Linked DNA regions of Homo sapiens: region 2 is linked to region 1. A link is a loop called in an ENCODE intact Hi-C map of the cell type or tissue named here. Cell type or tissue: Calu3. All regions are shown on one strand. Each heading gives the region's core, and the rest is flanking DNA. Links, peaks and the distances in the headings are about the cores only.

The links. Peaks named below come from ENCODE experiments on the same cell type or tissue, not always from the same donor. Only the 100,000 strongest peaks of a DNase experiment are listed, where the experiment ranks them.
Region 2: a loop joins it to region 1, with 4 times the contacts of the local background. A loop is called at or near these places in 12 of 110 quality-filtered maps.

What each region holds. Positions count from the first base shown.
Region 1 is chr18:57,953,038-57,969,792 of GRCh38, forward strand. It overlaps LINC01897 (long intergenic non-protein coding RNA 1897), which reads right to left and starts at 8,590. Exons shown (of 2, transcript XR_007066389.1): 1 at 8,465-8,590; 2 at 8,199-8,369. In Calu3, for the core only: no CTCF peak of the experiment used is centred there; a DNase peak (open chromatin) is centred at 6,454.
Region 2 is chr18:57,872,802-57,889,556 of GRCh38, forward strand. No RefSeq gene overlaps it. Among named protein-coding and RNA genes, the nearest start is that of ATP8B1, 78 kb to the left of the region's middle. In Calu3, for the core only: a CTCF peak has its summit at 9,184 (motif pointing right); a DNase peak (open chromatin) is centred at 9,200.

The sequences.
Region 1 (16,755 bases), core at 3,860-8,859:
GAACAATACCATAACTCACCTATTTTGGACACTTAGGTATCCAACAAACACTTTTCATTAGTCGATTATTATACAAATCAGTGGCTGATAATAGAAATTCACTCATCATTTATCTTTAGGCTAGGATTGCATGATGTGATAGCCTCCCACAGTTCACGTGCCTTCTTTTTTTTGAGACAAAGTTTCACTCTGTTGCCCAGGCTGGAGTGCAATGGCACAATCTTGGCTCACTGCAACCTCTGCCTCCTGGGTTCTCCTGCCTCAGCCTCCCGAGTAGCTGGGATTACAGGCAAGTGCCACCATGCCTGGCTAATTTTTTGTATTTTTAGTGCAGATGGGATTTCACCATGTTGGCCAGGCTGGTCTCAAACTCCTGACCTCAAGTGATCCACCTGCTTCAGCCTCCCAAAATGTTGGGATTACAGGCATGAGCCACCGTGCCCTGCTGGTATGCTCTTTTAAAAAAAAAATTTTTATTTTTAATTTTTGCAGGTACATGGTAGGTGTATATATTTATGGGGTGCATAGATGTTTTGATACAGGCATGCAATGCATAATAACCTCATCATGGAAGATGGGGCATACATCCCCTCAAGCATTTATCCTTTGTGTTGTCCAGGCTGGAGTGCAGTGGCGTGATCTTGGCTCACTGCAACCTCCGCCTCCCAGGTTCAGGCGATTCTCCTGCCTCAGCCTCCTGAGTAGCTGGGATTACAGGCGTGTGCCACCAGGCCTGGCTAACTTTTTGTATTTCTAGTAGAGACAGGGTTTCACCGTGTTAGCCAGGATAGTCTCTATCTCCTGACTTCATGATCTGCCTGCCTTGGCCTCCCGAAGTGCTGGGATTACAGGCATGAGCCACTGCACCCGGCTGGTGTGCCCTTTTAAAAAATATTTTGCTCAGGCTGTTGCTGAATGAGCTTGCATTTCTCAGGATGGTACACACAAATTAATAGCATAGAAAAGTGGCCAGGAAGTGTGCTGCATCTGAAGAGGAATCGAGTTTGAGAGTAACCCTTCTACAGCACGTGTTGTACAAAGTCCTCATGGCTCCACCCGCGGGATGCTCAGAGAGCCCTTCTCTGCACAACATTTCTTACACTGCCTTCCTGCCAATACCCCAGGGCACAAGCACCTGGTTTTTTCACCCATTCAGCTTGCATTATTGTAGCACTTTGATTCCAAAACACAAAAAAAGTCTTTCATATATTTCTTTTTATTGATTCCCCCAACAAGCAAGTAAAAGATGTGAAGTCACATATCACTTTCCATCAAGAGACAGTGGTCACTGATTAGTGGATCAGTCCAAGGCCAGTGCTGTTCACGTGTCTATCCGTGCTCCCCTTGAAGGGCAGGATTGAAATCATGCTCCTCTAGTTTTTAGACATCTAGCCAGAGGAGGGAAGAGTGCCCAGAACCTTAACATTCAACTCAGAATTCACCAGGACCATGGGAAGCCCAAGCCCTTCCAGGAAGATTCCCTGAGCCCTTTGACCTCCCTGATGTCTCCCTTTCGTGGTCTCCTACTGCACTTAGTGCTCTGCACCCCTTCTCAGATGGTGACTTCAGTCTCATCCTGTCCTGTAACGTTTTCATGAGTGTTTGTCTTCATTCAGCCATGGGATACAATGTTATATTGGGTGGTCAGCCCTTTTTGAAGGGTTAACATTGGACTGAACCTTCAGTGATTAATATCACCAATTGGGATCCTTAGGAAACAGACTCTGGAATGAAGATTAGCACACAGGAGGTTCTCAGGGAGTGCTTGTGGGATCAGCGCCCATGGAATGGAGAGGAAGGAAGTGGCATTGGGCAGAGGGAGAAGCTGAGCTATGAAGGCCTCAGCCGACCCCGCAGGGGGCTCTGGAGCTGAGATAGCTTTTTAGAGTTGCCCTGAGTTGGGGCAAGGGGACAGGCACCTGCTCATGAGATAATCAGTCATTGGATGGTGGCTCCTCCAAAAAGGAAGCATGACCTTGGGAGGGGCATCTCTCTTTGGCAGAGGCAATGCCAGAAGGCGGCTCACAGCTGAGGGCTATCTGCCGGCAACACTTTGAGCACCTAGGGGAACAAGTTCTTCATTTCTGCAGAGGAATCTCAGCACTGTGATATAGCAACCATAGCAACGAAACACAAACATAGAAAGGAAAAGTATTCCAGGTAGAGGAAACAGCAAATACAAAAGCCCTATGTTGGGACAAAAGGAACTTTCTATCCACCCTCTGAAGGTTTGCTCTCTGAAATAGACTTGATTTTAGACAGACGAACAGGAGAAAAGGCATACAAATTTATTAACATGCAAGTGCACATAAGCCACACAACGTGTGAAACTCAAAGAATGGCCAGATGGTTGAAGTTTAAATATCTTCTTCATAGGGGAGAGGGAAGGGAGGATATAGGCAATTTTAGAGGAAGAGCAAATGATTTTTAGGGGAGATGAATGGGCTTGAATAATAGGCAATAGCGTGGGCTCTGGCTATGGAGTCTACTCTAGTCCTTCTTCCTGCAAAGATATCCGGTTGATGAGATATCTGGGGAAGGAATTCCCAATAATTGGATATCTTCTGGAGGATCTGGCATTTAGGTAGATAGGGGAACTTTAGGGAGACCCTCCTCTCCCCACCATATTTGCTGCTTCCCAGATGCACTCAATTTGAAGTCCAAAGTGGCATATTTGACACATTTTGGGGTATCTATTTTTTTCTTTTTTTTTTTCATTTAGGAAGAGGGTCTTGCTCTGTTGCCCAGGCTGGAGTGCAGTGGCCCCATAACAACTCACTGCAGCTTCAAATTCCCAGGCTCAAGCAATCCTCCCATCTCAGCCTCCCAAAGTGCTGGGATTACAGGCATGAGCCACTGCACCTGGCCTGGGGTATCATTTTCTAAACCCCAACAGTACAACAAGAGTTAGCTTGGCATGTGCAAGCAATGGGAAGAAAAAATACAAATCCATCACTAGGAATGTCACAAAAGACAGGGAGCGAAGAGAAGGCAGGAGCTGATTGTCCATGAGTTCAGTATTTATTCTAGTAGCAGTGGGGAGTTTTTTGAGGGTTTTAAGCAGAAGAGTAACAGGATTTATTTATACTTTCAAAGATTGCCCTGGCTGCTGTATGTGGGCCATAGGGGTGAGTGTACAGCGGGGAGACAGCAGGGCACAGTTGTAGCAGTCAGGGTATGAGGCTACAGTAACTTGGATGAGGGTTATGGCGGTGAAGCTGATGAGGAGTGGCTGAATTCAGGATTTATCTTAGGGGATAGAGCCAATAGGACTTGCTGATAGGTCGAATGTAGGATATGAGAGGGAAAGAGAACTAAAGATGACTCCTAGGTTTGTAGCCTGCCCAACTGGGGAGCTGGCTGGAGCATTAGCTAAGATGGGGAAAACTGGGAAAGAAAGAGTTAGGGTGTGGGTATGTGTGGAACGGAAGGAAGATAGAGGGGCAAAGAAGGGCTCAGGATTGTTTTGAATATGGTAAGTCTGAGATTCCTGTCTTAGTTTTTGTTCCCAGAGAAAAATTCTGAGATAAGAGTTTGAATGCAAGTTTATTTCGATAGTTTATTGCATTTATTGTTATGCAAACAATATTGCAATAAACTTGGATCCTTGGAGGCGAGCCAAGGAAACACAGATTGGGTGATGTGGAAGTAAGACAGGGAAGAGAGGGCAGGCAACAAGGGGTGAGTTTATTTAAAAAGACACCAGTGTATATACCAGTGGAGCTTAATACTGCTGGAGAACTCTGGGAAACAGTACAGAGCATGTGCCTAACAGTGGTTCCCTGGGAAAGGTAAGGAGGCTGGGGTAATTATCAACCACTCCCGTCAGTGCTCTGGGATTAATTGATTCCTTGGGGTGATTGATTCCTTGGCACTTGTGCCATGTAGGCTGGAGCACAGCAGGCTCTGACAGCCAGAGGACATCCCAGGCAAAGAGGCAGGGGCTGGCAACTGGAAGCCAGGCTGGTGGGCACTGAGATGGCAAGGGCTGAAGGGATACTGGTGGGCAAGAAGAGTTTCATAGTCAAGGCCTGATTAGGACACCAGATAACACAAGGAGAGGGGCTGGTATTCGGGGAGGTCAAGTGCAAGGGCCAGTATCACAGTTCAGTCTGGAGTCACAAAGAGAAGACAAGCAGTAGGTGAGGCAGCAGTTAGATCAGAATGACGCCCATGGACAGAGCTTATGGGCACTGGCACATCTTTTGAAGACCCTGAGTCAATATTAAGAGTGGACATCTCCAGTTCTAGAATCTCAGTGGATTGATTGAGATTGGGTGCATCATCCAAGGATGTCAGAGTTGCTTCTGCGGGGAACTTGCCTAAAGACTGATTAGGTGACTTTTCAAGGCTGCCTACAAACCTGAGCTTCTATGAGTTCCTCTTTTACAAATGCAGAAATCGTGGTGCAAGAAAGATAAGAAAAACCCTTAGACTCTAAAAGTGTGCTGATGCCCCTAGCTAAAGAACACTGCACACATGAAAGCTCATCGCAGTGACTTTTTCCACAAAGGAGGTGTGAATATTTTATCAATATTCATGAAAAATAATTTTGTAAGGTAAGCATGTCAAAATATGTCAAACCCGAAGGTCACATTTTCCAGAATTCTTTTTGTCCCATATTATGTTTCAATGCAGCATCATCTTTCTGTCCAGCATAAGTGCCCCAGGCAATGGTAATCATTTCATTACTTAATTGAAGTCCTAATTATATTAGGATCTATTGTCAAATGTGGTCCTGTCTTCATTACAACACTTCATTACAACAACCATAAGTAAATGGAAGTGTTGGACTTTTCCTGTAAGAATAGTTGAATTTAACTTCTCAATCTTGCTCTCTTTCTTTCTTTCTCTCTTTCTTTCTTTTTTTTGAGATACAGTCTTGCTCTGTCGCCTAGGCTGGGATGCAGTGGCGTTATCTCAGCTCACTGCAACCTCTGCCTCCTGGATTAAAGTGATTCTCCTGCCTCAGCCTTCTGAGTAGCTGGGACTACAGGCATGTGCCACCACACCTGGCTAATTTTTGTGTTTTTAGTAGAGACGGGGCTTTTCCATGTTGGCCAGGCTGATCTTGAACTCCTGAGGTCAGGCGATCTGCCCACATTGGCCTCCCAAAGCGTTGGGATTACAGGTGTGAGCCACCGTGCTCGGCCAAACTTCTCAATGTTTCATTTCCCACCCCAGCTCATCCTACCTTTCTGAGCTGGTAACCAAATTCAAGGCATGAAGTTTTTTTAACCAAAAAGAGCAAAACCTTTGTAATTTAAATATAATCAGCCTCCCATTTGGGAGATACTCTGCAAACATCTTCATGACACTCTGGGACAGCTGCTATTGTCCTCTTGGCTGCAATCCCTACATTAAAAATTCATGTTTGTGTCCTTTCTCGGTTGTTTGGCTTAGCTTTACTCTTAAAAAGTGTTTATGGGCCAGGCACGGTGGCTCATGCCTATAATCCCAGCAGCTTGGGAGGCCAAGGCAGGAGGACCACTTGAGCCCAGGAGTTTGAGACCAGCCTGGGCAATATAGTGAGACCCTATATCTACAAAAAAAATTAAAAATAATTAGCTAGGCATGGTGGTGTATGCATGTAATCTAACTACTTGGGAGGCTGAGGCAGGAGACTCACTTGAGCTCAGGAGGTGAGGCTACAGTGAACTATGATCATGCCACTGCACTCCAGCCTGGGCAACAGAGAAAGACCCTGTCTTTGAAAGAAAAAAAAAAGTGTTTATGATCCTCCCCAAATAGACTCCATCCTTTTATTTCTCACTGAACTCCCAGACAGAGGTTCTTAACCTGAAGCTCATGAGTCCTGTGAATTTATAAAACAGCTCCAAAGACGCCACAGATACCTCGAAATTATAGAAAATTTGATCTAGCTTTGCATTTGAGCCTCTCCAGGGTAAAAATCTTTCTACAGCTTCTAAAAGGAATAGGTAACCTAAAACCAGGCAAAACAAAACAAACAAACAAAAAACACCCCAAAACTTTGCTGTTTTAAAATCCCCATTTTAAAAAAAGATTATGTAAAAATAATTTTTCTTTTTTCATTTTGTTTTCATCTTTAAACCAGCTCTCCAGAGCCTCAGCCAGGCTGCCTCATCATCGAATCATTCTGAAATATCTTCCACAAACCTTCCCCTTGTATTCATACCAAATAGCTCTCAGCTATACTCCAAACCCATGCAATGAGGTAGAAAATTACTTCCCTCCCCCTCCGATTCTTAAAGTGGTTAATTTTTTTTTCCTGGAATGGACATTATTAATATTTCAAATTTGTTCTCATTGCTTTATAAACTGTAACCATGGATCCAGCTCTAATAAAGATGTCCCAGTGAGTTAATCATGCTAGGGAACAGAAAAACTCAGGGACATTCAGAATCACAGCCAGAAGGGGGCAATCCTTCTCACATCATACCTAAGACTGCAGCTCCTGTCAGGCTGCGTGTTCATGTGTAAGGCACCACAGGCCCCGTGGTGCCAGCTCACCAGCTCATCTTGGTGCCAGCTCACCAGGTCACGTGCTGACTTTACCAGTACATGTATGCTAATTAGTTATCATCCAATTGTTTGCCTTCCTAAAGGAATGAGGGCATCATCTCCTAGAATTTGTCTTCTAAGCTCTTCTCTTGACCCCGGAAAGAAATAGTGGACTTCATTGTTTTAGGGTGTTTCATTTTTGGAACACGAATTGCAGATGGGTTCGTGGTTGGCCGAGAGGAGCCAGGCCGAGAAGTTTGGCTATTTTGTCAAAGGCAATGAGAAGCCACTGAAGGTTTTAAGCAGAAAAGAATTACAGATTTGCATTTGAGAAGTATCAGTTTGGAGAATAAATTAGGGAGGCGTAAGATTTGGAGGCACAGAAGCCAGGTGGAAGGCTGTTTTTCAGGCTAGAAAAGTGGTAGTCTGTTGTAGGTTATATGCAATAGATTTGGAGAGAATGGGTTAGATGCAGGGATGTTTATGAAATGGGAATTGACTGGCTTACTCTGGAGGGGATGGGAAGGGAGGCAGAAAGGAGTCACAGATGACATCTTTATTTGTAGATTGGGTTGGAGTAGATGGTGGTGTCAATTAATGAGATAGGAAACCTAGAGAAGGAGTAGTTTATTTATGGGGGAAAAAAGATATGAGGAATTGAACTTGGGACATGCTGATCTGGAGGTGCCTACAAACCATTCAAGAAAAAGTGTCCTACAGACAATTGGAGATGCAAAGCTTGGAGCTAGGGGAGAGGTCTGGGCTAGAAACACAGGCCCATTCCCTCCATGGAGATGGTAACTGACACCATGAGAGTGAAGATTACCCAGGGGTAGGGATGATGAAGACAGAACAGGGTCCGGGAGGGAACGCTGAGGAAGACCAATATGAAGACATGGATGAACAAAGAGGGGACTAGAAAGAAGTCAGCAGGGGGACTGGAAAGAAGTCAGTAGAAAGATGTGTTATCACACAGGTGAGCCTTGAGGACATTACACTAAGTGAAAAGCCAGTCACAAAAGGACAAATACTGTATAAGTCCACTCATAGGAGACATCTAGAATAGTCAAACTCACAGAAAGTAGACACCAGTTGCGGTGGCTCATGCCTGTAATCCCAGCACTTTGGGAGATCAAGGTTGAGAATCACTTGAGGCCAAGAGTTCAAGACCAGCCTAGGCAACATAGTGAGACCCCCATCTCTGCCAAAAAAAAAAAACTAAAAACCTTAGCCAGGTGTAGTAGTGCATGCCTGTAGTCTCAGCTACTCAGGAAGCTGAGGCAGAAGGATTGCTTGAGGCAGGAGGATTGTTCGAGGTTGCAGTGAGCTGTGATCACACCACTGCACTTCAGCATGAGCAACAGAGGGAGACCCAGTCTTGGAAAAAAGAAACAGAAAGTAGAATGGTGGCTGCCAGAGGCAGGGGGCAGCAGGGAATGGGGAATTGTGGTTTAACAGGTATTGAGTTTCAATTTTGCAAGATAAAAAGAGTTCTGGAGACACATGGTGGTGATGGGTTATGGCCACACAGCAGTGGGGATGTACGGAATGCCACTGGTCTGTGCACTTAAAGATGGTTATGATAATAAGTTTTATGTTTTGTGTATTTTACAACCTTTTAAAAATAAAAAGTGTGTGCTATTGTGGGAGCCAAGATAACAGAGCATTTGGGGGGATGCAGTGTAGTCAGGAAGCATGCCAAAAGCCAAGTATGATTAGAACTAAAACATGTTTATTTATTAATACTTTACCAACGTGGTGACCACTAATGTTCTTTTTAAAAGTAGTTTTCTAGGCATGGGGGGCACAGAAGTCAGGTTTCTATGGATTAAAGACTAGAGGGTTTCCAGTCAAGTTGGCCTTGGAAGTTCAGGTCCTCCTCTTTGCTGCAATATAACAAAACATAAAAACATATAAAAACACATGAAAATATAAAAACAAAACAAAAATATAAAAATAGGCCAGTATAAATAGCACATACACACTTGCTGCAATAAAGCCAAGCTACAAAGGGTTTCCTGACTGCTCTTAAATATTCTCAACAGCATTATGGGGCAGTATTTCCTTGTCCTCAATACAAGACCTGGGCCTGTGGTGAAGTCAACTGTGAAAGGGGAGTGAGGGGAAATGAGAGAGGGAGAGGGAGAGGGAGAGAGAGAGAGAGAGAGAGAGAGAGAGGGAGAAATAAGCCAAAATTCTAAAACATACAAAAACAATTAAGAAAGGCATCCAACAAAATCAACAGTCAAAAGATAAATTCATTCTACATGATTGCAGTAATAAAATATTAAACTATTTAATATATATATATATTTAAGATCTACAGAGTAATAAATGAAGAACTTACATACCTAATAGAAATTTTATCAGGCAATAAAGGGAATAATGAAGAGAATTGTGAAAAGAAATAACAAGAAATATTTGAGGAGAAGATGGCTGAGAATGTTCCATCACCACAAATATGTCCTTAGATCAAAAGTATTCTCCCCATGCCAGAAGGTTAAATAAAAATAAAACCACACCTAGAAATAACATAATGAAACAGCTGAATAAAAATTCCAGAGAGAAAATCTTAGAAGCTACCAGAGAGAAATAGCAGTCAGATTAGCTAAAAGGGAATAGGAATTAAACAGCCCCATATATTTCTCATCAGCAATAACAGAAGCTAGAAGACCATGAGGTGGTATCTTCACAGTGTTGAGGGTAATATAAATGATTTTTCAAGTTATTATTCAAGAAGGAAGACAAAACTAAGACAGCAGGAATGCACCAGCCACCAATATTCCCTATTAAAGGAGACACGTCAGCAGAGAATAATGTGAACCCAAAACAACAGTGTGGGACACAACACACAATTGTGTAGACAGACATCAATAAAATAGTTCAGAAAATCATTGTTTTAAAAATTATCTTTCAGGTTTTAAAAAGGTGGAATTAAAACTCTAGAAACAATTACAAATATGTATGAGAAGGTTCACAGCAGTTTTATTCATAGTGGCTAAAACCCAGAAACAAGACAGGTGTAATATTAATAGGTGAATGGAAAAATAACTTGTGATATATTCATACAATAAAATATTACTTAGCAAAAAGTACACAAAAAGACTGATAGGTGAATTAATATGAACAAATTTTGCAGAAATGCTGAATGAAAAAGCCAGACCCAAAAGTGCACATCAATACTCCATTATTTCATTTATACAAAGTTCAAGAACAGACAAAATGAATTCATGGTGTCAACACAGGGGTTATACTTAGAAGGGAAATATTTGTTGGGATGGATTACAGGAAGTCTGTGGAGTAATGTAAATGTTGTATATCCTGGATTACAGGAAATCTGTGGAATAATGTAAATGTTGTATATCCTTTTATTTTTATTTTATTTTTTTCTTTTTGGGAGACAGGGTCTCATTTAGGATGGAGAGCAGTGGCACGATCACAGCTTACTGCAACCTCGATCTCCTGAGTTCAAGCGACTCTCTGGCTTCAGCCTCCCAAGTAGTTGGGACTACAGGCATGCACCACATCATCTGGCTAATTATTATTATTTTTAAATTTTTTGTAGAGACAGGGTCTTGCTATGTTGCCCAGGCTGGCTTCAAACTCTTGGACTCAAGTGATCCTCCCACTTTGGCCTTCCAACTTGCTGGGATTACAGGCGTGCCCAGCCTATACCTTGATTTTTACAATTCATTGAGCTATATGCTGAATATTTATGCGCTTTATTTTATGTAAATTGTAGCTGACTTTTTAAAAAACCTGCCAGCATTATAAAAATTGTGGGAGAAATAATGGGTACAGTCAGTAAAAGTTGTACAATTGATCATTTTAAACTCATGATCCCTAATAACCAAATAGTGGGAAGTAATTATAATGAAAGAGATGATGTAAGGAGCAGAAGAAAATGCAAACAAACAAATAAAACAAACCTTTCACTTTCATTCATATCTTCAGAAGATAAGAAAGGATGTTGTGTATATGAAGCAAGGTCAGGGACGCTAAACATAAGGAACATTTTGAAAACAACAAAAAAAGAATTGTTAGAAATTAAAAATATAATTTTAAAAACTTCAAGCAAAGTATTGGAGAATAAAATAAAAGTCATTTCCTGGAAATCAGAAAAAAAAGGACAAAGACAAAAATAGGGAAAAATGTAACAAAATTAGAGGATCCATTTAAGAGATCTAACATCTGAATTAGGCATTCTTAACCTGGGGTCCCCAGACTCCTAAAAGGTCTGTGGAATGAGTTCGTTCATAAACCCATATGGTAAAATAATACATCTTTATTTTCCCTAACCTCTAACAAATATACAACATTTCCTCTTTTAAATGTCCAGGCAGCCATGTGTGGCAGCTCATGCTTATAATACCAACACTTTGGGAGGCTGAGGTGGAAGGATCCCTTGAGCCCAGGAGTTCAAGACCACCCTGGGCAACATAGCAAGACCTCATCTCTACAAAACATAAAAACATTAGTCAGGCGTGGTGCTGTCCTTGTAGTCCCAGGTACTTGGGAGCCTGAGGCGGAAGGGTCACTTGAGCCCAGGAGTTCAAGGCTGCAGTGAGCTAAAATGCCACCACTGCACTTCAGCCTGGGAGACAGAACAAGACCCTGTCTCTAAACAATAAATAAAAATAAGTAAGCTGGGCGCGGTGGGTCATGCGTGTAATCCCAGCACATTGGGAGGCCAAGGTGTGTAGATCACTTGAGGTCAGAAGTTTGAAACCAGCCTGGCCAACGTGGTGAAACCCCATCTCTACTAAAAATAAGCCAGGTTTGGTGGCATATGCCAGTAATCCCAGCTACTTGGGAGACTGAGGCAGAAGAATCACTTGAACCCGGGGCAGGGGAGGTTGCAGTGAACCGAGATCTCACCATTGCACTCCAGCCTAGGCGACAGAATGAGACTCCATCTTAAAAAACAAAAACAAACAAACAAACAAAACAGTAAGTAAATATGTAAGCAACAAAGCACAACTTTACTGCAACTTTGTCACCAATAGAAATCATAGGTATTTTACAATCCTATTGCGGTTGTTACAGATATCTTAAAATTAGTTTGCATTCAACTTTATTTAAAAATGGTAGTTTATTAAATTTGCTATTGTCTTATTATTTAAAAACATATATAACTCTATAATGAATTTATTTCTTTTTTATTTTTATTTTTAAAAATTTATTTCTTAATGTTGTGTCAACTGTACCTCAAAAGAAAGTGTTTGTCTTTGTAATCCTATGCATTTTATTTTGTGCATCTAAGAATATTATTGTGAGAAGGGGCTCATGATACAAAAACAAGAGTATTTGATCTGAAAAATATAAGTTCCAGAAGGAAAGTAAGCTATCAGAGACAACTAATTTAAAAAATGGAAGAAGAAAAATATTTTTAGACTGAAGAATATGAATTTCCAGATTGAATGGGGCTGCCCTGTGCTCAGCACAATAAATGAGAAAGATCCACTTCAAGAGCTAGAATAGTGAACTTGCAGTACCTGTGTGATCAAGTAAAGACCCCAGAAATCTTCCAAAGAGGAAACAAAGTGATATATAAAGCACTGGGAAACATGAGGCCATCAGACTTCTCCTCAGCAGTACTGGAAGTCAGAAGACAATGAAGCAAAGCCTCTGAAATTCTAAAGGAAATCATTCCCAATTCAGAATTTTATATGCAGCCAAATTATCTATCTTAATTGATAGTGAGTGTTGTTAACAGAAAAACTTCAGCAGAATAAAATTTAAAAGAGTTTAATTGAGCAAAGAACAATTCGCAAATTGGGCAGCCTCCGGAGCCAGGGTGGGCTCAGAGACTCCAGCACAGCCACGTAGTGGAAGAGGATTTATAGACAGAAAAAAGGAAAGTGAATTACAGAAAACGGAAGTGAGGTACAGAAACAGCCAAGCTGGTTACAGCTCTATGTTTGTCTTACTTGAACACAGTTTGAATAGTTGGCCACAGTTGATTGGCCAAAACTCAGTGATTGGCACAAGAGTAGATTACAGTCTGTTTATACTTACAGTTAGGCTATAGATCACCACGTATGGAGAAACCTTTAGGCTGAATTTAAAATACGTAAGAAGGCAGTTTTAGTCTAAACTTGATTTAACACTGTAGAATAAAAAAATTTCAGATAATCCAGGAGTCAGGAAATATGTCTCTTGTGAAAACATTGAAGCTTCTGCCCCAGCAAAATGAAAGAAGAAATCACCAAAGTGCAGACATGGGATTCAGCAAATGGGTAATCCAACATGGGGAAGAAGAGAAACAAATTCCCGGGGTTATGGTGAAGGTTTGTCCCAGATCAACATCTCTACAGCAGACCTAGAGCGCAGGCAAGAGGATGGAGGATGTGTACAAAACAAATGCAAATGATCATTTATTTGATGTGTTTCAACATATTGGGAGATTTCATCCCTGGCAGAAATTTGAGGATAAACAGCTACTTTTAAAATAAAACAAGGCTGGGTGTGGTGGCTCATGCCTGTAATCCCAGCACTTTGGGAGGCCGAGGCAGGTGGATCACAAGGTCAGGAGGAGTTCAAGACCAGCCTGGCCAAGATGGTGAAACCCTGTCTCTACTAAAAATACTAAAATTAGCTGGGCTTGGTGGCAGGTGCCTGTAATCCCAGGTACTCAGGAGGCTGAGGCAGAGAATTACTTGAACCCAGGAGGTGGAGGTTGCAGTGAGCCAAGATCACTCCACTGCACTCCAGCCTGAGCGACAGAGTGAGACTCCATCTCTAAATAAATAAATAAATCAAACAAACCAAAAAAAAAAATGAGAAAAAATTGAAAGTTGTAGTTTTAAAAATAATTTAGAAATATGGAGGTTAAATACCCAAAGAAAAAGCTAGAAGAGTGATTGATTATTACCTTTGGGAGAATGGAATAGAACAAGATTTCTCAACTTTGCTGCTATCAATATTTTAAAGTGGATAAATCTTTGTAGTGGGGGGGCTGTCCTATCTTTGGCCTCTGTCAATTATATGGCAGTATGTCCCCTACTCCCAGTCGTGACAATCAAAAATGTCTCCAGACATTACAAATGTCCGGGCAGGGGATTGGGGAAGGCAAAATCACCCCTGGTTGAGAACTATTAGAAAAGGAGATAAGGAAGAGGAGTGTTTTGGTTATAAGCCTACTTGATTCTTTAAGTTATGTTCATGTACCACTGTGATAAAACTAAAAATTAAATTTAAAGTTAATAGGATTCACAGAGATTAATGGTAATTGATTAGAAAATATAATTTTAAGATAATGCTGTTGACAATAGCAACAAAACTGTAAGGTACCTCGGAATAAATCTCAAACAAAAATGAACAAGACCATAATGAAAAGAATTATGCCCATCATTAACTGAAACAAGAAAGCCTGAATCAGTGAAGATGTGGTTTGTTCATGTATGAGACAACAGAACTTCATAAAGAAGGATACTCTTCCAAACTCAATTGTATATTAAATTGAGTTCTAATAATAATTTCCACAGGATTTTTGCTGGATTTGACAAGCCAAATTTAAAAATTCATAAGAAAGAGAAAAGCGTCAGGAATATAGAACTAATGAAAGAGAATAGAGAGATGATTTCACTCATATGGGGAACTTGGTCAGCAGCAGAGATGGAATTACAAATCCTTAGAGAACGGATGGCCTGTTCAATAAATGGCCTGGGAGAATCAGCTATCCATATGAAAAAGTAAAGTGGGGTCCCTATCACATACAGAAATCAATTCCAGCTATATTAAAAGCCTAAATCTGAAAAGCAAACTGTAGATAAAGATACAGGAGAATACCTTAAGAGACAAAAACACCCAGCCTGGCCAACATGGTGGAACCCCATGTCTACTAAAAATACAAAAATTAGCTGGGCAAGGTGGCACATGCCTGTAGTCCCAGATACTCAGGAGGCTGAGGCACGAGAATCGCTTGAACCCAGGAGGCTAAGGTTGTGGTGAGCTGAGATCGCACCACCGCACTCCAGCCTGGGTGACAGAGTGAGACTCAGTCTCAAAAAAAAAAAAAAAGAAAAGAAAAGAAAAAAGAAACAAAAACACAAATTTTAATGGAAAATATCTATAAATTTGACTACTTTGAAATTAAAATTTCTTATAACCAAGGACACCAAACATAACATAGAAAAGACAAGGTGCAGCCAGGAGAGGTGGCTCACGCCTGTAATTCCAGCACTTTGGGAGGCTGAGGCAGGCGGATCACCTGAGGTCAGGAGTTCGAGACCAGTCTGGCCAACATGGTGAAACCTTGTCTCTACTAAAAAAAAGAAAAACAAAATACAAAAATTAGCTGGGCATGGTGGCGGGCGCCTGTAATCCCAACTACTCCAGAGGCTGAGGCAGGGGAATCGCTTGAACCCAGGAGGCAGAGGTTGCAGTGAGCTGAGACTGAGTCACTACACTCAGTCTGGGCGACAGAGTGAGACTAGTCTGAGAAAAAAGAAAAAGAAAAGACAAGGTGCTCTGAAAGAAGACACCTGAATGCACAGAAGTGACACAGGGTTAGTATTCAGGGTATTTAAGAACTTTTACCCATCAATAAGATAAGGATAAACTTAATTGAAAAGAAGGTAAAGGAGTAAGCAAGTAATTCTAAAAAGGGGAAATGTACGTAGTCAGTAAGCATAAGGAATGGTGCTTATTCTCATTGGTCAACAGGAAAAAGCAAATTAAAATACCAATAATCTACCATTTCATACTTATCAGAGCCTTGATTTTGTTCTGATATTAATTATCTCCCCTAGTCTCAGATAAATCATGGTTCTGGGAAAGATTTTCTCATGCTAAAAAAAAAAAAAGATATCTAGGCTGGGGTTTCATGCTAAAAAAACATGAATAAATAAATAAATAAGATATCCAGGCCGGGCTCAGTGGCTCATGCCTATTATCCCAGCACTTTGGAAGGCTGAGGCGGGTGGATCACCTGAAGTCAGGAGTTCGAGACCAGCCTGGCCAACATGGTGAAACCCTGTCTCTACTAAAAATACAAAAATTAGCCGGGTGTCGTGGTGGGCACCTGTAATCCCAGCTACTCGGGAGGCTGAGGTGGGAGAATTGCTTGAGCCTGGGAGGCGGAGGTTGCAGTGAGCCAAGATTGTGCCACTGTACTCCAGCCCAGGCAACAGAGCAAGACTCCCTCTAAAAAAAAACAACAAAACAAAACGCACAGATATCTAGTGATATGGTATGGCTCTGTGTTCCTGCCCAAATCTCATGTCAAATTGTGTTCCCCAGTGTTGGAGGTGGGGCCTGGTGGGAGGTGACTGGATCATGGGGGCAGATTTCCCCCTTGCTGTTCTCGTGAGAGTGAGTGAGTTCTCACAAGATCTGGTTGTTTAAAAGTGTGTAGCACCTCCTTGCTTTCTCTTTCCCTCCTGCTCCAGCTGTGTAGGATGTGCCAGCTTCCCCTCAACTTCCGGAATGATTGTAAGTTTCCTGAGGCCTCCCCAGTCATGCTTCCTGGTGGGCCTGTGGAATCATGAGCCAATTAAACCTCTTTTCTCCAAAAATTGTCCAGTCTCAGGTATTTCTGTATAGCAGTGCAAGAGCAAACTAATACGTACAGGGATGTAACAGTTTTATATATGTTCAGGTCTCACAGTGTTGCCTGGAACTATGGCAGCCATCTTATGAGTGTGGGTGGAGTGGGTTTGAAGTGAAGACACTGACGATGAGATAGAAGAACTGTGGAAGAAACGTGGTCCTTAATGACATCGTTCAGCTTCGGAATTAACCAGCCCTGGGACTGCCCAACAAGACTGCATGTGTTGCAGGTGTGTGTATGTGTGTGTGAGAGAGAGAGAGAGAAAGAGAGAAACAAGAAACAATTTCCTCTTTGTTGAAGACATTTTGAGTTGGGTTTTCTAATACCACAAGGCATTATTTAAAGCAACATTTCTTTTTCTTTTTTTTTTTTTTTTTTTTTTATTTTCTGAGACAGAGTCTCGCTCTGTCGCCCAGGCTGGAGTGCAGTGGCGCGATCTCCGCTCACTGCAAGCTCCGCCTCCTGGGTTCGCGCCATTCTCCTGCCTCAGCCTCCCGAGTAGATGGGACTACAGGCGCCCGCCGCCACGCCCGGCTAATTTTTTGTATTTTTAGTAGAGACGGGGTTTCACTGTGTTAGCCAGGATGGTCTCGATCTTCTGAACTTGTGATCCGCCCACCTCGGCCTCCCAAAGTGCTGGGATTACAGGCATGAGCCACCGCGCCCAGCCCCCTAAATCAACATTTCTAATACCACACGTCAACGTTTAAATCATCCTA
Region 2 (16,755 bases), core at 6,428-11,427, 78 kb before region 1:
ATTTGTAACCCCTTTCTTTTCCTCTCTTATTTAAAAGACAACTGCATACAGTAATAATTATAAAACTATGTTGATTTGTAATGATTATGAACCAACTATAAACCAACTATGTTGGTTTATAATGTATAGTTAGTATGACAAAAATCGCACAAAAGTGGTATGAGAGAATGAAGTTATATTGCAGCAAAATGTTTGTATACTGTTGAAATTAAGTTGGTATTAATCCAAACTATATTATTTTAAATTAATATATTAATTGTATTCCACAGGGAAACCACCAAAACAATAACTAAAAACATATAGTAAAAGAAACAAAGGGATTAAAATTGTATACTAGATAATAGCCATTAAACAAAAGAAAGCAGTAATGTAGGAATAGGAAATAAAAAATATATAAGACATAGAAAAAGAATAGCAAAATGGCACACAAATTTAAGAATGAAAGACTAAACGTTTTCCCCTTAAGACTAGGAATAACACCAGGATGTCCACTCTCAACACTTCTATTTAACATTGTACTGAAGTTTCTAGTCAGGGCATTTGGTCAAGAAAAATAAATAAAGGAACCTAGATTACAAAGGAAATAAAATGATCTCTATTTACAGATAATAAGATTTTGTATATAGAAAATCCTAAGAAACCTAAAAAAGAACTTATTAGAACTAATAAACAGTTAAGCAGGGTTACAAGATACAGGGTCAATACACAAAAAGAAAATATATTGCTATACATTAATAATAAATAACTCAAAAAAATAAAACTAAGGAAACAATTTAATTTACAATAGCATCAAAAAAGAATAATATACTTAGTGATAAATTTAACAAAAGAAGTGCATAACTTGGACATTGAAAACTGTAACACGTCATAGAAAGAAATTAAAGAAGGCCTAAATAAATGGAAAGAAACCCATATTTGTGGATTGAAAGACTCAATATTGTTAAGACGGCAATCCTCCCTAAATTGATCTACAGATTCAATGCAATGCCTTTCAAAATTCCAGTTGGCTGTTTTTTTCTTTTCCTTGCAGAAAATGACAAGCTGAGTCTAAGATTCATATGAAAATGTGATATGGTTAGGCTTTGTGTCCCCACCCAAATCTTATCTTGAATTGTAATCCCCATAATCCCCACGTGTCAAGGGAGAGACCAGGTGGCAGTAACTGAATCATGGGAGTGGCTTCTCCCCTGCTATTCTTGTGATAGTGAATGAGTTCTCACAAGATTTGATGGTTTTATAATGAGCTCTTCCCCCTTCACTCAGCACTTCTCCTTGCTGCTGCTTTGTGAAGATGTCTTGCTTCCCCTTTGCCTCATGCCATTATTATGAGTTTCTTGAGGCCTCCCCAGCCATGCAGAACTGTGAGTCAATGAAAACTCCTTCCTTTGTATGGGTTCATGTCCTTTGTAGGGAAATGGATGAAGCTGGAAACCATCATTCTCAGCAAACTATAGCAAGGACAAAAAACCAAACACCGCATGTTCTCACTCATAGGTGGGAATTGAACAATGAGAACTCTTGGACACAGGAAGGGGAACATCACACACCAGGGCCTGTCATGAGGTGGGGAGAGTGGGGAGGGATAGCATTAGGAGATATACCTAATGTAAATGACGAGTTAATGGGTGCAGCACACCAACATGGCACATGTATACATATGTAACAAACCTGCACGTTGTGCACATGTACCCTAGAACTTAAAGTATATAAAAAAAAACAAAAAACCTCTTTCCTTTGTAAATTACCCAGTCCCCAGTCTCAGGCAGTTCTTCGTAGCAGTGTGAAAATGGACTAATAAAAAATGCAAAGGATCCAGAATAGCCAAAGCAATCTTGAAAAAGAAACAAAGTTGGAAAACTCACACCTTCAGATTTCAAAGCTTACAAAGTTACAGTTATCAAGACAGTGTGGTACTAGCATAAGGATAGGCATATGGGTCAATGGAATAGAGTTGAGAATTCATAAGCAAATTCATATTTATTTATTTATTGAGATGGAGTTTCATTCTTGTCACCCAGGCTGGAGTGCAATGGTGTGATCTCAGCTCACTGCAACCTCTGCCTCCCAGGTTCAAGCTATTCTCCTGCCTCAGCCTCCCAGGTAGCTGGGATTACAGGGACCCACGACCAAGCCTGGCTAATTGTTGTATTTTTAGTAGAAACAGAGTTTCACCATGTTGGCCAGGCTGGTTTCAAACTCCTGACTTCAGGTGATCCACCTGCCTTGGCCTCCCAAAGTGCTGGGATTACAGGTGAGAGCCAGCATGCCTGGCCAAATTCATACATTTATGAATTTGATTTGTACCAAGACAATCCAGTGGGAAAAGAATAGGCTTTTAACAAATGGTGTTGGGACAACTGGCTATCCACATGCAAAAAGAATCAAGTTGGACTTCTTCCTTATGCCATTTTAAATAAACTCAAAATGAAGCATAGACCTAAATAAAAGAGCTGAAACTACAAAACCTTTTGAAGAAAACAGGTATGAATATTTGTAACCTTGAATTAGGTAATTGCTTCTTAGCTATGACACCTGAAGCATAAGCAACCATGGAAAAAGAAGGACTGCTAGTTTATTTTCTCATTGATTTGTGGGGGGGTCCATGTATCTAGGGAAACAATCCTTTTCTCAGTTTTAGGAATTGCAAATATCTTCGACCGTTCTGTTATCTCTCATTAATTTTGTCCATGATTATCCTTTTTTGATCTTAAATATTTATCTTTGCCTTGTGGCTTATGCTCTTAAAGTTTTGCTAAAAGTGTCTTTTTTCATCCTTAGGTGACAAATATATTTTTCTATATTTCCTTCTGTTAAGTTGGCGGTTTTATCTTTCATGTTCAAGCCAATAATCCATCTAAAATCCACCTTTTCATGTATTTTCATTTAGGGATCCAGATTCATTTTTCTCCATACAGTGAATTTGTTTCCCTCAAAGTGTATACCATATAATCATTTCCCCATTGTTGTATGGACCCCTCTTTATCATAAATTAAGTTTCAATATGTAAATAGGTCTATTCCTGAGTTCCTATACTGTTCCATAGATCTATGTTTGTTCTTACAACAATATTTTAAAAAAATTAATAAGGCTATTAGAAAAGTAGGACTAGAAGGACATTTTCTTTTTCTTTTTTTAATTTTATTTATTTATTTATTTATTTATTTTGAGATGGAGTCTCGCTCTGTCGCCCAGGCTGGAGTGAAGTGGAGTGATCTCGGCCTACTGCAACCTCCACCTCCCAGGGTCAAGCAATTATCTGCCTCAGCCTCCCGAGTAGCTGGACTTACAGGCATGCACCACCAAACCTGGCTAATTTTTTTGTACTATTAGTAGAGATGGGGTTTCACCATGTTTTCCAGGTTGGTCTCGAACTCCTGACTTCAGGTGATCCACCCGTCTCGGTCTTGCAAAGTGTTGGGATTACAGACGTGAGTCATTGTTCCCGGCCAGCTACACTTATTTCAAAACAAAAAAGGTAGCTTTTTTTAAGTCCATGAGCAGCAGAATCAATATCAAGTAGAATGGTGACAGCCTGCCCTTCAAGACATATTTATTTATTCTTGCTAGAAATGAGTATATAAGTTGCTATGGTGATGGTTGTCAACTGGACCACAGAGCTGGACTGGACCTTCAATGGGGTGAAAAGTAGGTAACCCCTGCTGCCTGTGAGAGGTAAGACATCCAGCATCTCATCAAACTGATGCTAAAGAAAGATTTTCTGCTCCCTGTAACATAAAAGGATTTTACTGCATGGGTATATCAGTAAGTGCATTTAGGTCAACAAACAGTTCTACTCAACAACCACACAATATGTAGAGCTTGCTCAAGCAAATTGTGTGATAACCATGTGCTTTTATAGACAATGTAAGTCATTGCTACATATTATTTGTAATGATTGTTGGCTTGTTTAGTGCGGTTCCAGGTCTTTTAATCCCTTCACATATGACCCCAAATTTGAGAAGTCTGTCAGATATCCAAGTGGTGATATCTGGTGGACAGTAGGATGTCAGTCTGGTGCTTGCCAGAGAGGAAACTATGAGTTTGACCGTGGTCAATTCTATATCTTCCTGGGACTGGAAGAGATCACTTAGAGGAGGAGTGTGGATATAGAGAAGGAGAAGGATGAAGACAAAAGTCCTCAAGAACATCAATATTTAGAGGTTGAGGAGCCAAAGAGGAATTAGTCAAGGAAAAAAGGCCAGTGTGGTGGGAGGAGAGTCACAGGGCCTGAAAGTGTTTTGAGAATGAAGGAGAACTCAAGTGTGTCTATCGCTGCTGGCAGATCTAGTTAGGTGAAGATGGAGAACTGTCTTTGACATGGGTCACCCTGTAGTATGATAATAACTCTAAGAAGTGCCATTTTGATTGAATGGTGGACACTGCAAAAGCTCAGTTGGAGAGGGTTCAAGAGCCCATGGGAGGTGGAAAGTGGGCAGGCAAAAGAGGGAGTGGCTGGAGTGAATCAAGAGAGAATACTTTTTAAAGACATATGAAATCAAATCATGTTTATTTGCCAATGGGAATAATTTGGTTGAGGGGACAATCAATATGGCATGAATGAAGGGGATATTTGCAAGGGCAGAGTTCTTGAGAGCAGAAGGAGATTGAAACTCAAAGCACAAGTGGAGGAGTGGCCTTCATCCCTACCAAGAGAGAAGGTGGATTTTGCAGGTACAAGCCCAGGTAAGGTGATAGATGCGATGGTAGGGATGGAATGGTTCTTTTTTGACTGTCCACCTTTCTATGATATATTGGGCAATGCTGTTGGCTGAGATGGGTGGTGGGGGGGGCAGGTGAGGGTGATAAACATGATTAGATTTCATATGTCTTTAAGGAAGTGTGGAATAAGCATCCCAGAAAGTAAGAGGGGAATGTTTTCAGGAATTGTAAGTGGAGTGACAGACATTCCTAGGTGTCATGTGAGAGTTGTGGTCATAATTTTGAAGTAAACCAAGTTGGATTGGTTTGTATGATTTTTTAAAAGTATTCATCTGTTTAGGTGTGGGTAGAGTCAAGAAACAGTAGAGCTAGATCAGGGTTTGGTGTTTCCTAGGTGTATCAATTAGGATGTTTTTCATTGTGAGTAACAGAAAACCTCTCTCAAGCCACCTTCAACAATAAGAAAATGAATTATTGAACTTAAAAGAAGGTTCAGACGTAGGTCAAGCTCCAGGGTTGTTGATTCAGTGGCCCCGTGAGTTCATCAAGGACTCAGGTTCTTTTTCCCTCTACTTGGCTGTCTATGGAATTGGCTGCTTCTCGTGGCTTGCACCCTGCTCTTGTGATGCAGTGGCTGGGGGCAGTCAGTCTACCTCTACCCGCTTCCTCATTCATGTGGAGCAAAAGAGAGGGAAACCCTCTCATGCTCTCACCAGCCAGGGAAGACAGGGCATTTCCTTCAGGCATTAACAGTTACCATGGGAATGCCATGTGCTGGTGGCTTCAGTCTGGTCCTCCTGAATCAGTCATTGGCAAGCACCAAGGGATTTCTAGGATGGATTTAGACCAGTGGTTCTCAAAGTGTGATTTTTGGACCGGCAGCATCCGCCTCACCTGGGAACTTGTTTGTTTAAAATTCAAATTCTTGGGCCTCACTCTAGATCTATTATATCAGAAATTCTGGGGGGTGGGGCCCTACAGTCAGTATTTTAACAAGCCCCCCAAGCAATTCTGATGCACGGCAAAGCTTGAGAACTAATGGCTTAGGATAAGACAGTGAATGCCATGAACAAAATGAGGGATCTTTGAGGAAGGAGGATATGGCAATAAACATCTACTAGTGGCTACTAGACCAGGTGGGCACCTGAGAGAAGGCTCACAGAGTTCAGGGTGCCTGCGATGCAGACATTCTAGGGAAGGGCTCCAAAACAAGGGTTAGAAGAAAAATGAAGACACAGAGGAACAATGGATCCGGTAAAAGTGGTGAAATTAGTAGACTGGTGATCACAATGAAGCTGGAGAATTGCAATGAGTTAGCAGGATAGAAGACGTGATGGCCACACAGATGAACTCACAGAACTCCAACTGCATGTCTGAACCAAGGTCACACTGACTATTCACTGCTCTCAGCCAACAAATGAGGGTGGCAAGAATGCTAAGGCCTAAGCTTCATTCAGGGCCACACGCTCTTCAGATGGTTGACTTTGGCTCAAGGACCACCACCAACTCCCCATCACCTGACTTTGGTGAGCCTTCTTTAGACTGCATGTTCTGTTTCTTTGTTTGTTTGTTTTTGGAAACAGAGTCTCACTCTGTCACCCAGACTGAAGTGCAGTGGCATGATCTCTGCTCACTACAACCTCTACCTCCCAGCTTCAAGCAATTCTTCTGCCTCAGCCTCCTGCTGGGATTACAGGCATCCTCCACCACACCAAGTTACATTTTGTATTTTTAGTAGAGATGGGGTTTCACCATGTTGGCCAGGCTGGTCTCAAACTCCTGACCTCAGGTGATCTGCCTCCCAAAGTGCTGGATTACAGGTGTGAGCCCCCATGCCCGGCCCTGCATGGTGTTCTAAGAATCTTCCATCCAACCTTCTCTCTCATTCTCCTTCACTCATGGTTAGACTTGTATCACAGTTCAGCAGCACTGCCATATTTACCCAACTCCGTCCCTAATTTTTTTCTCACAGAGGCACTTCCCCTTTTAATATTTTTGGCATCTGCTTCTTGGGAGAATGTAGACTAATATGGAAGTTTCCTGAGTAGAGTTTGAAAATGAGATTGTGTGTCAGGTACTGTGCTATGCATGGAGTATGGTAGGGTGGTCTCTGCCTTGCTAGAGCACCACTGAGGAATACAGATGTATAACCAGTCACTGCAGGACAGCATAGTAAGGCATCATGGGGCAGTCCCAGCTGCTGGAGTTGACGTGGGCATGCTTAGGGATGGTGGAAAGATGATGATACTGTTGGTAGGGTGGATATCCTGCCAACTGATAGCACACCCATTAGTTTAGGGAAAGACCTGGTGTTCAGTTGCTAGCCTCTCAAAGAGTTGTCCCCACAAACACGTGTGTAAGTATAGCTCAATGACTACACTGAAAGGATATAGTCTCAATGAATGTCATTGGTTCCTACAGGCATGATAAGACAATTTCTATCATTATTCCTGATATGGTTTGGCTGTGTCCCCACCCAAATCTCCAACTGTAGCTCCCATAATCCCCACGTGTCACAGGAGGGACCCAGTGGGAGGTAATTGAATCATGAGGGCAGTTTTTTCCCATGCTGTTCTCATGATAGTGAATAAGTCTCATGAGATCTGATGGTTTTATAAAGGGAAGTTTCCCTGCACATGCTCTCTCTTTTGCCTGCCACCATGTAAGATGTGACTTTGCTCCTTTCCCTTCCACCATGATTGTGAGGGCTCGTCAACCACATGGAACTGTGAGCCCATTAAACCTCTTTTTCTTTATAAATTACGCAGTCTCAGGTATATCTTTATTAGCAGCATGAGAACAGACTGATACAATTTCCTTTCCCATGGCCTTCAGAAAATAGATGGATGACTTCACGGATGTTGAGGAGAGAGGCAAATACTTTATAACGGTTTGCTTTTTGTGACAAAGTCTTTGTTTTCTGCCTGCCTTTCTCTAACATTTCCCCTAGTGACTGTCAACCCACAATGAGTGGTTCTTTCCCTACTGACTGCACTAGGTAGTTGTGAGGGACCATGAGATAAAGCCCCAAGCTCCCTTAACAACAGTAAGCTGCTCTCCCATGCAGAGTCCTTATTCCATCTCCAACTCAGGCCTGGCTACAGGCACCTGAGGAAAGGAGTGTGCTCCAGTCTCCTGGGCTCCACACACTTCCATTCTGAAGGGAATGTTGGGTCCCTTTTGGATTTTTATCCTGAAATTCAAGATCCATGAATGGATTCGAGGGAGGCTAAATCTCCTGGAATTATGTGTACATTTCTTCACACAATTTTTTTGTATACAATTTGCAACACAGTTTTTTTTTGTCATTTTTGTATGTTTATGACATGTTAGGGGCATAAAAAGGGATGGGGTCCATAGTTTTTTATTATTTCTCAAGTTTGTGACCTCAAAAAATATTGAGTCAGTCTTTTTTTTTTTTTTTCAGATGAGTCTTGCTCTGTTGCCCAGGCTGGAGTGCAGTGGCACAACCTTGGTTCACTGCAACCTCTGCCTGCTGGGTTCAAGCAATTCTCCTGCCTCAGCCTCCTGAGTACCTGGCATTACAGGCACCCACCACCATTCCCGGCTAATTTTTTTTGTATTTTTAGTAGAGACAGGGTTTCACTGTGTTGGTCAGACTGGTTTTGAACTCCTGACCTCAAGTGATCCACCCACCTCGGCCTCCCAAAGTGCTAGGATTACAGATGTGAGCCACCCCACCCGGCCCAGTCACTTTTTTTTTTTAAGAGAAAAATACTCAAGCCTTTATAGGGTGTCTAGATGAAAAACTGCCTTTAAAGGGTATCTGTTGTTGTAGTTATCCATTTTAATTTTAATATTATTATTCTACTTTATTTTATATTTTAGTTTAGACAGGGGCACACTCTGTCACCCAGGCTGGAGTGCAGTGGTGCCATCATGGCTCACTGCAGCCTCAACCTCCCAGGCAGAAGTGATCCTCCCATATCAGCCTCCCAAGTAGCTGGGACCACAGGTGTACACCATCATGCCCAGCTAATTTTTAAATTATTTTCTGTAGAGATGGAATCTCCCTATGTTTCCCAGGCTGGTACGCCTCCATTTTAGATTAAAAGAAAGGTCCCTTTTTCTTTGTGGTGATATAAGAAATACTGTATTATGGAATTTTGTGGGATAATAATAAAAGGGGGCTGGTATATGGAACAAAAGGAAATTAATTTTGTACCTTAATAAATCTATGTCATAAGAGAATTTTAACCTCCATAGAACACTGTCTTGGAAACCGAAAACTAAAAAGAAGAAAAACATCATAATTTTTCTTTTTTAAAAATTCTCTTTTCTTTCTTTGTTCTTTTTTTCCTTCCTTCCTCACTCCCTCCCTCTCTCTTTCTTTCTGGTTAATCTTAGGCCTAGTTATTTCCAGATTAACAGGCAAAAGTCTTCATTAGAGTTATAGTTACAACATGAAAATTACAGGACAAACTTAACTGTGTTACAAAAATGCCAAACGCAGATGGAAGTGTGCAATTCTTGTCTGTCTGAACTTTCCCTCATTCACCACGAGAGGGAGCGCCACACCACAGGGACAGCTCCCTTCACTGCCTGCATAGCTGTCTTAATGGTCTGCTATGTCGTGAACATTTTGCAACGTATGCACAGAGGTCAGCAAAATCATGGAAGAACAGGGCCTTGCTGATTGGTATACATGTCATGAGGGGCCCCAGCAGACCTCAGCTCTGTGTTCAGGTCAAGAAGCTGCAGGTGACCCGAGACACAGCAGCTCCTAACCACGCCCTGATGTGCAGCCTGCGTGCTGCTGCGGGGCAGGTCCTGAGGCCTCCATCAACTCATCTTTTCTAGAATGACAAAGTGAAACTCAGTTCCTTCCTCTACAGGTGACAAAGCAGGTAGAGTAATCGATGAGCTAATAAGTGAGTAGACATGCTAAAGCATTTATGAGATCTATTATGATCTCCTGTGAATGATAGGAAAGATGCTATAGATGAGAAGCTGACATCAGGTTCAGTTATTTTTATTCACAATTTTCTATCACCAGCTCTGTGCTGGTGATTGTATTTGAAGTGTATGGTCTCAGGTATTGATGACAGCTGGAGGGAGATCCTTGGAGGCTGGCCTTCAGGCTCTTTTGGTTTTTATTGTTTTTAATTGTGGTCAAATATACATAAAAATAACCCCTTTTAAACGTGCAGCTCTGTGGCACTGTGTACATTCACGTTATTGTGCAACCATCACTACAGTTTATCTACAAACCCTTTTCATCTTCTCAGATGGAAACACGGTACCCATAAACCAACAACTCCCCATTCTCCTCTCCTCCCAGTCCTTGGTAACTTCTGTTCTACTTTGTGTCTCTGACTCTATGAATTTACCTTTTCTATTCTAGGTACCCCTTATAAAGGGAATCATGCAATATTTGTCTTTTTAAATCTGGGGGATTTCACTCAGCATGTCTTCAAGATTCATCCATGTGGCATATATCAAAATGTCACTCCTAAATGTGGTATATATGTAAGGAGTTATTATTTATATTGTATATATTCCACACAATGGGATATTAGCCATAAAAAAAAGAAATCCTGTCCTTTGCAGCCACATTGAAGGAACTGGAGGTCATTATGTTCAGTGAAATAAGCCAAGCACAGAAAAGCAAGTGTGGCATGTTCTTACACATATATGGGAACTAAAAATCCTGGATGTCATAAAGACAGAGAGTAGATTGGTGGTTACCAAATGCTGGAAAGAGTAGGAGAAAGATGGGGATGAAGAGAAGTTGATTAATTGGTACGAATGTTTAGTTAAATAGAAGAAGTAAGGCTTAGTGTTCAATAGAGCAGTAGGGTGATGATACTTAACAATAATCTGTTGTATATTTCAAAATAGCTGTAAGAGAATAATTCAAGTGTTCCTAGCATAAAGAAAAGATAAGGCCTGTTGCAGTGGCTCACGCCTGTAATCCCAGCACTTTGGGAGGCCGAGGCAGGCAGATCACGAGGTCAAGAGATCGAGGCCATCCTGGCTAACACGGTGAAACCCCGTCTCTACTAAAAATACAAAAAAATTAGCTGGGCCTGGTGGCCGGTGCCTGTAGTCCCAGCTACTCGGGAGGCTGAGGTAGAAGAATGGCATGAACCCGGGAGGTGGAGCTTGCAGTGAGCCAAGATTGCCACTGCACTCCAGCCTAGGTGACAGAACGAGACTCCATCTCAAAAAAAAAAAAAAAAAAAAAGAAAAGATAAATATTTAAAGTGGTGAATGTGCCAATTACCCTGATTTGATCTTTACACATTATATGACTGCATATAATGTGTATATATAATATATAATGTATATAGACATGTACTCCAAAAATATGTACATCTATTATGTATCCATAAACTTAAAAAAAAGTCTCTGTTGTTTAAGCAAAAAAAAAAAATGGTTGTTCATTTTTAAGGCGAATAGTATTCCACTGTATGTATGTCTTAATGTGTTTAGTGTTATAACAGAATACCTGATTCTGGGTAATTTATTCTAAAAAGAGGTTTATTTAGCTCATAGTTCTACAGATCAGGAAGTTCAAGGGCATGGTGCTGATTTTTGGTGATGGCTTCCATGCTGTGTTATAACATGGCAGAAGGTCAAAGCGGGAGCAGGTGTGTTCAATATCACAAGAGCAGTGATATCACTTTATAAGAACTCCCAGGCCGGGCACAGTGGCTCACGCCTGTAATCTCAGCACTTTGCGAGGCTGAAGCATGAGGTCAGGAGTTCAAGAGCAGCCTGGCCAATATGGTGAAACCCTATCTCTACTAAAAATACAAAAAAACAAAAATTAGCCAGGCATGGTGGCACACACCTGTAGTCCCAGCTATTCAGGAGGCTAAGGCAGGAGGATCGCTTGGAGGTTGCAGTGAGCCGAGATCGCACCATTGCACTCCAGCCTAGGTGACAGAGCAAGACTCCATCTAAAAAAAAAAAAAAAAAAAAGAACTCCCACTTCCAGGAGCTAATCCATTCCTGAGCAGGTGAGAGCTCTCTCTCATACCTGTGAGTGAGACAACATTAATCTATTCGTGACGATGGGGACCCATGAACCAAACACCTCCCACTAGGCTCCACCTCCCAACACTGCCATGTTGGGAATCAAATTTCAACATGAGTTTTAGGTAGGGATAAATCACATCAAAATCATAGCAGTATACACCACATTTTGTTTATCCATTCATTCTTTGATGGACATTTGGGTTGCTTCTGGCTTTTGGCTATTGTGAGTAATGCTGCAAAGAATATTAATATACAAATATCTGTTCCAGTCCCTGCTTTCAATTCTTTTGGGTGTATACCCAGAAATATAGCACCTGATAATTCTGTGTTGAATTTTTTTGAGAAACTACCATACTGTTTTCCTCAGTGACTGCACCATTCTGCATTCCCACTAGCAATGCACAAGGGTTCTAATTTTTCCACATCCTTGCCAACACTTATTGTTTTCTTATTTTCTCTTTTTCAGAATAGCCATCCTACTGGGTGTGAAATAGCCATCCTAATGGGTGTGATTTGTCTTGTTCAACAGTTTTATCAGTGATTTAGATGGAAACAAAGAAAAGTTGCTTATCTGATTTGTTGAGCAAAGGAAGGTAGAAGCCGATGTGTTATATGACAGAACTGTGAACCAAAATAAAGTTGCTCACTTACACAGGGGTTGACAAACTATAGCCTATGGGAGAATCTGGCTCGCTGCCTGTTTTTATAAACGAAGTTTTATTGGAACATATCTACCTTCATTTGTTCATGGATGTCTATGGCTGCTTTGCGCTGTAATGGAAGAATTGGTTACTTGAGACAGAGACTGCATGACCTATAAAGCCTAAAACATTTATTATTTGGCCCTTTTCAGAAAAAGTTTGTTGACTTCTGGATTATATGTCTTTTAAAATTCTATTTATTTATTTTTTATTTTATTTTATTTTATTTATCTATTTGAGATGGAGTCTCGCTCTGTTACCCAGGCTGGAGTGCAGTGGCACGATCTCAGCTCACTGCCACCTCTGCCTCCCAGGTTCAAGCAATTCTCCTGCCTCAGCCTCCCAAGTAGATGAGACTACAGGTCACCACCACGCCTACCTAATTTTTGTATTTTTAGTAGAAACGGGGTTTCACCATGTTGGCCAGGCTGGTCTCTAACTCCTGACCTCAGGTGATCCACCCATCTCGGCCTCCCAAAGTGCTAGAATTACAGGCATGAGCCAACATGCTCAGTCTGGGTTATATGAAAGAGACAAATTTAACCAGAAAATATTTAATCTCTATAAGTATAAAATATTTGTATGTAAGTAATTAAAACAACAAAGAATTGGGAACTAGCTGGGCGCAGTGGCTCACGCCTATAATCGTAGCATTTTGGAAGGCTGAGGGAGGAGGATTGCTTGAGCTCAGAAGTTTGAGACCAGCCTGGGCAACGTATTGAGACCTCATCTCTAAAAAAAAAAAAGAGAGTCAATGGCTTTCTATCATGTAAAAAGAGACATGGTGTTTTGTTTTGTTTTTTAACAGTAGACTAAATATGACTCAATATTGACTTTAGTGTTGATTGTAATTTTATACCACATTAACAGGAATAAGCATCTATAACAGTGATTCTCAACTTTGGCTGCACATGGAAATCACCTAGAAGATTTAAAAATACTGATGTCAAATCCCTGGGGAATCTGATGTAAACGGGCTGGGTGTGGCCTGGGTATCAGAGATTTTAAAGCTTCTCAAGTGATTCAGTGTGCAGTTGTGACATTCCCCCTCTGCTGGACTCAGGCCCAGTCTCACCTACAGCTTCATTCCATATGTCCCATTTTATTTATTTTTTATTTTTATTTTTTGAGACAGGGTCTCACACTGTTGCCCAGGCTGGAGTGCAGTGGTGCAATCATAGCTCACTATAGCCTTGACTTCCAGGGCCCACACCTCAGCCTCCCGAGTAGCTGAGACCACAGGTGTGCGCCACCATGCCTGGCTAATTTTTTTGAATTTTTGTAGAGATGAGATCTCACTATGTTGCCCAAGCTGATCTTGAACTCCTGGTCTCGAGCAACCCTCTTGCCTTGGTTTCCCAAAGTGCTGGGATTATAGGCGTGAACCACCATGCATGGCTGTGTCCCATTTTAAAGGAAATAAAGACAAGCTGGTTCCTTTTCAAGGAGGAGGAGTCAGAATTGTTGGGGGGGAAAAAACAGGAATTCATTTTTATAAGAGGAACAATTGCAGAAAGTACAAGTGTGAGGATCCTGGAGTGAGATGTTTCTAGCTGGCATTCTGCGTTTGAGGGCTGCCTCATAGAAGAGGGGCCTGACTGCTTTTGTATGACATGACCCAAGGATACAAGCTGGGAGCGGGGAGTAGAACTGCCCCGCTATTATTATGACTTTTCTTTGAAAACAGTACGATCCAAAGAGGGATAGTGCCAGAGGGTCCACCCATCCCCCAGATCACCAACAGGGGTACCATGGAGCAGGTCCGGGAGTGGAACACCTGATAGTAATGGTCAAGATAGCCCAATCCCAATGGTGCGTATCTATTGGTGCTTTCTCATGCCAGGCACCATGCCCAGACACTGCGTTTTCTGACTTGTGAGTTCACACCATTTCCACGGGGAGGGGGCTATGATTTTTCCAGGTCATATTTGAGGAAGCAGAGGTTCTGAGGCTTGTCCTGGTTCATGTGTGGTGGCAGAGCTAGGACCCATTTGCAAGAATTAAATCTGTCCACAGAGAATGCATATTGCCAACACTGAGGGATTTATGAAGAAGGAACTTTTGCTTCCAAATTGTTTGATGAATGGTTTTCCAGCCTGGGCTCCTCTGATTCTAGAAAATACAATGTGTAAATAACTGAAAATATGAGGCTGAGTTTTCACAAAAATGAGGTTGTATTGAAACCAAATCCTCCAGCAGTGACCTATGCAGATGAGAGGTGGGATTCAAAGCAGTCTCCTTAGAAAACTTGATCCTTAGAATCTGGCATGTCAGGGCTCCAAGGAAGGCAAGGGATGATCTAGTCCACACCCATCTCCCAATTTACAGATGAAGAAACAAGTCCAGAAAGGGTCTGGAGACTTGTCCTGGACTACGTATTTAATATTTAGAAAATGGTGTTCTTCCTTTTGCTGCCTTAATCAAACAGTCCTACCCTTACTCAAAACAGTGCTGGGGCTCGGCTCATCTCAGAGTCCATGCGGCAGGAACCGGAGAGAATCAATCCCTTCACTTAGTGGTACATTTTGACTTTGATTCAAAACAACATTACTGAGCACTCCGCACTCGTTTCATGTTCCAGTCTTAACTCTGAATGACTTGTGACTATCTGCAACAATTAAATCAGCCCAGAAAGAATGCAGATTGTCACCACTGAGGGATTGACAAAGAAAGAACTTTTGCTTCCAAATTGCTTGAAAAGTAATTTCCAAAGAAGAGTTGCCAAGGAGCTGTTGTGCACATCAGTGTCACGGACAGGGCATTCCTGCCCACCAGCCCAGGGCAACTTCACTGGAGAGTCCAGCAGGCCCTGCTGGGTGCATTCTGGTATGCGTGCCACAAATCAGCCACTGAATAGCTTTCACAGAAGCTGCCCCCCAAGAGAGAAGCTCTCCTCTGGGAAGAAGCTGCCAGGCTGGGGTGACATTTCTCAGCACCCCACCCCCATCTACCCACTCAGATCTTGCATCTAGGTTTCCAGCAGTGTAACCAATGAGTAGAAGGGCTGCACGTGACTTCTGGGGCAAAGGTAAGTAGGAGAAAGGTGCACCTTCTCTTCTCCTGCTCATTTCCCATCAAGGAGCTGCATGCAAATACCTCCTATGCCCCAGGGAGCGAGTGCCACAAGAGGGAAAGAACCTGGGTCAGAACCAGTTTTATACTTTAGCTGAACAAGAAATAAACTTTTATCTCTTAAACCTTTGAACTATGGAGGTTTTACAGCAGGTAGCATAGCCCTAATGTGGCCGCCCAAGTCAGATTTTACCAAAACCTAAACAGAGACACAGGCTAACATGGTGCCTGCTACACTAACAGCATTCAATAAATGTGTTGGTGAGTAAATAAATGAATCTCAAGGATGTGATTAATGGTTTATTTAGTCAAAAGGAAGTTAAAGAATGCTAATAAATGACTTTTCGGTTGCAGAGTGTATTTTGCTACATGCTGACCCCTGGTTTTCCCAGCTGCACTCAGGAATAAATGAGGGGAAATTAATTGTAATTTCTATGAAGAGACAGCCACACCCAGGAATGGATTTCTGAATCAAATAAGGTCATTTTAATGCATGGAGAGCTCAGAAAACAGAGTAAGGAGCTCCTCTATTAGGTGAATTTAGGGTTCTTTGCTGGCTTGTGGGTGTGGACATAGAGCCATGTCCATATACTGTGTCATTGCCTTGAAATGCTGTCTCCTGTACATCAGAGCTGGAAGTGGTCATACAGCACCTGGCCTGTTCTTCATGTCACAGATGAGTATGCCAAAGCCTGGGAAATGGACAACTCGCCCAGGGTCCCTTGGTCATCAGCAGGCCCACACTCTAGGCAGGATGGTGTGGATTAAGGGTGGGGACAGTGGAACCCAGTTGCTAAGCTGGATTTTTTTCTAGGTCACTTTGCAAGCCAGGGGTCTTCAGCCAGTGACACACCACTTGGGCCTCACTCAACCACGCTACCTGCTACAGGAGATGGGACCATCTCCAGATGGGACCACCCATTTGGCCCACCTGGGCTGAGTGTGGCTTGCACACTGGTTCCCAAGTTCCTGTCCCATGCCCAAGAAGAATGAGGATGCACTGACAATTAAAAAGAGAGCAAAGTGGGGAGTTTTATTGAGTGATGAAACAGCTTTCAGCAGAAAGGGGATGTGGGAGTGGTCCCCCTACCCAAAGGCAGGAATGTCCCCCCTAATATGGCTAAGTCTGGGGCTTTTATGGGTTCAGAATAGGGGAAGGGCAGGCTGTAGGTAGTATTGAAAAAGGCAATATTCGATTGGTTAAAAGTCATCATTCAGAAAGAATAAATTGGGAAAGGGTGGGCAAACAGGAACAGAAGTTCTCACTCTGGGACGTGGGTTTCATCCAGTCTTTCAACCTTCAGGCTGTTTTTGGCTT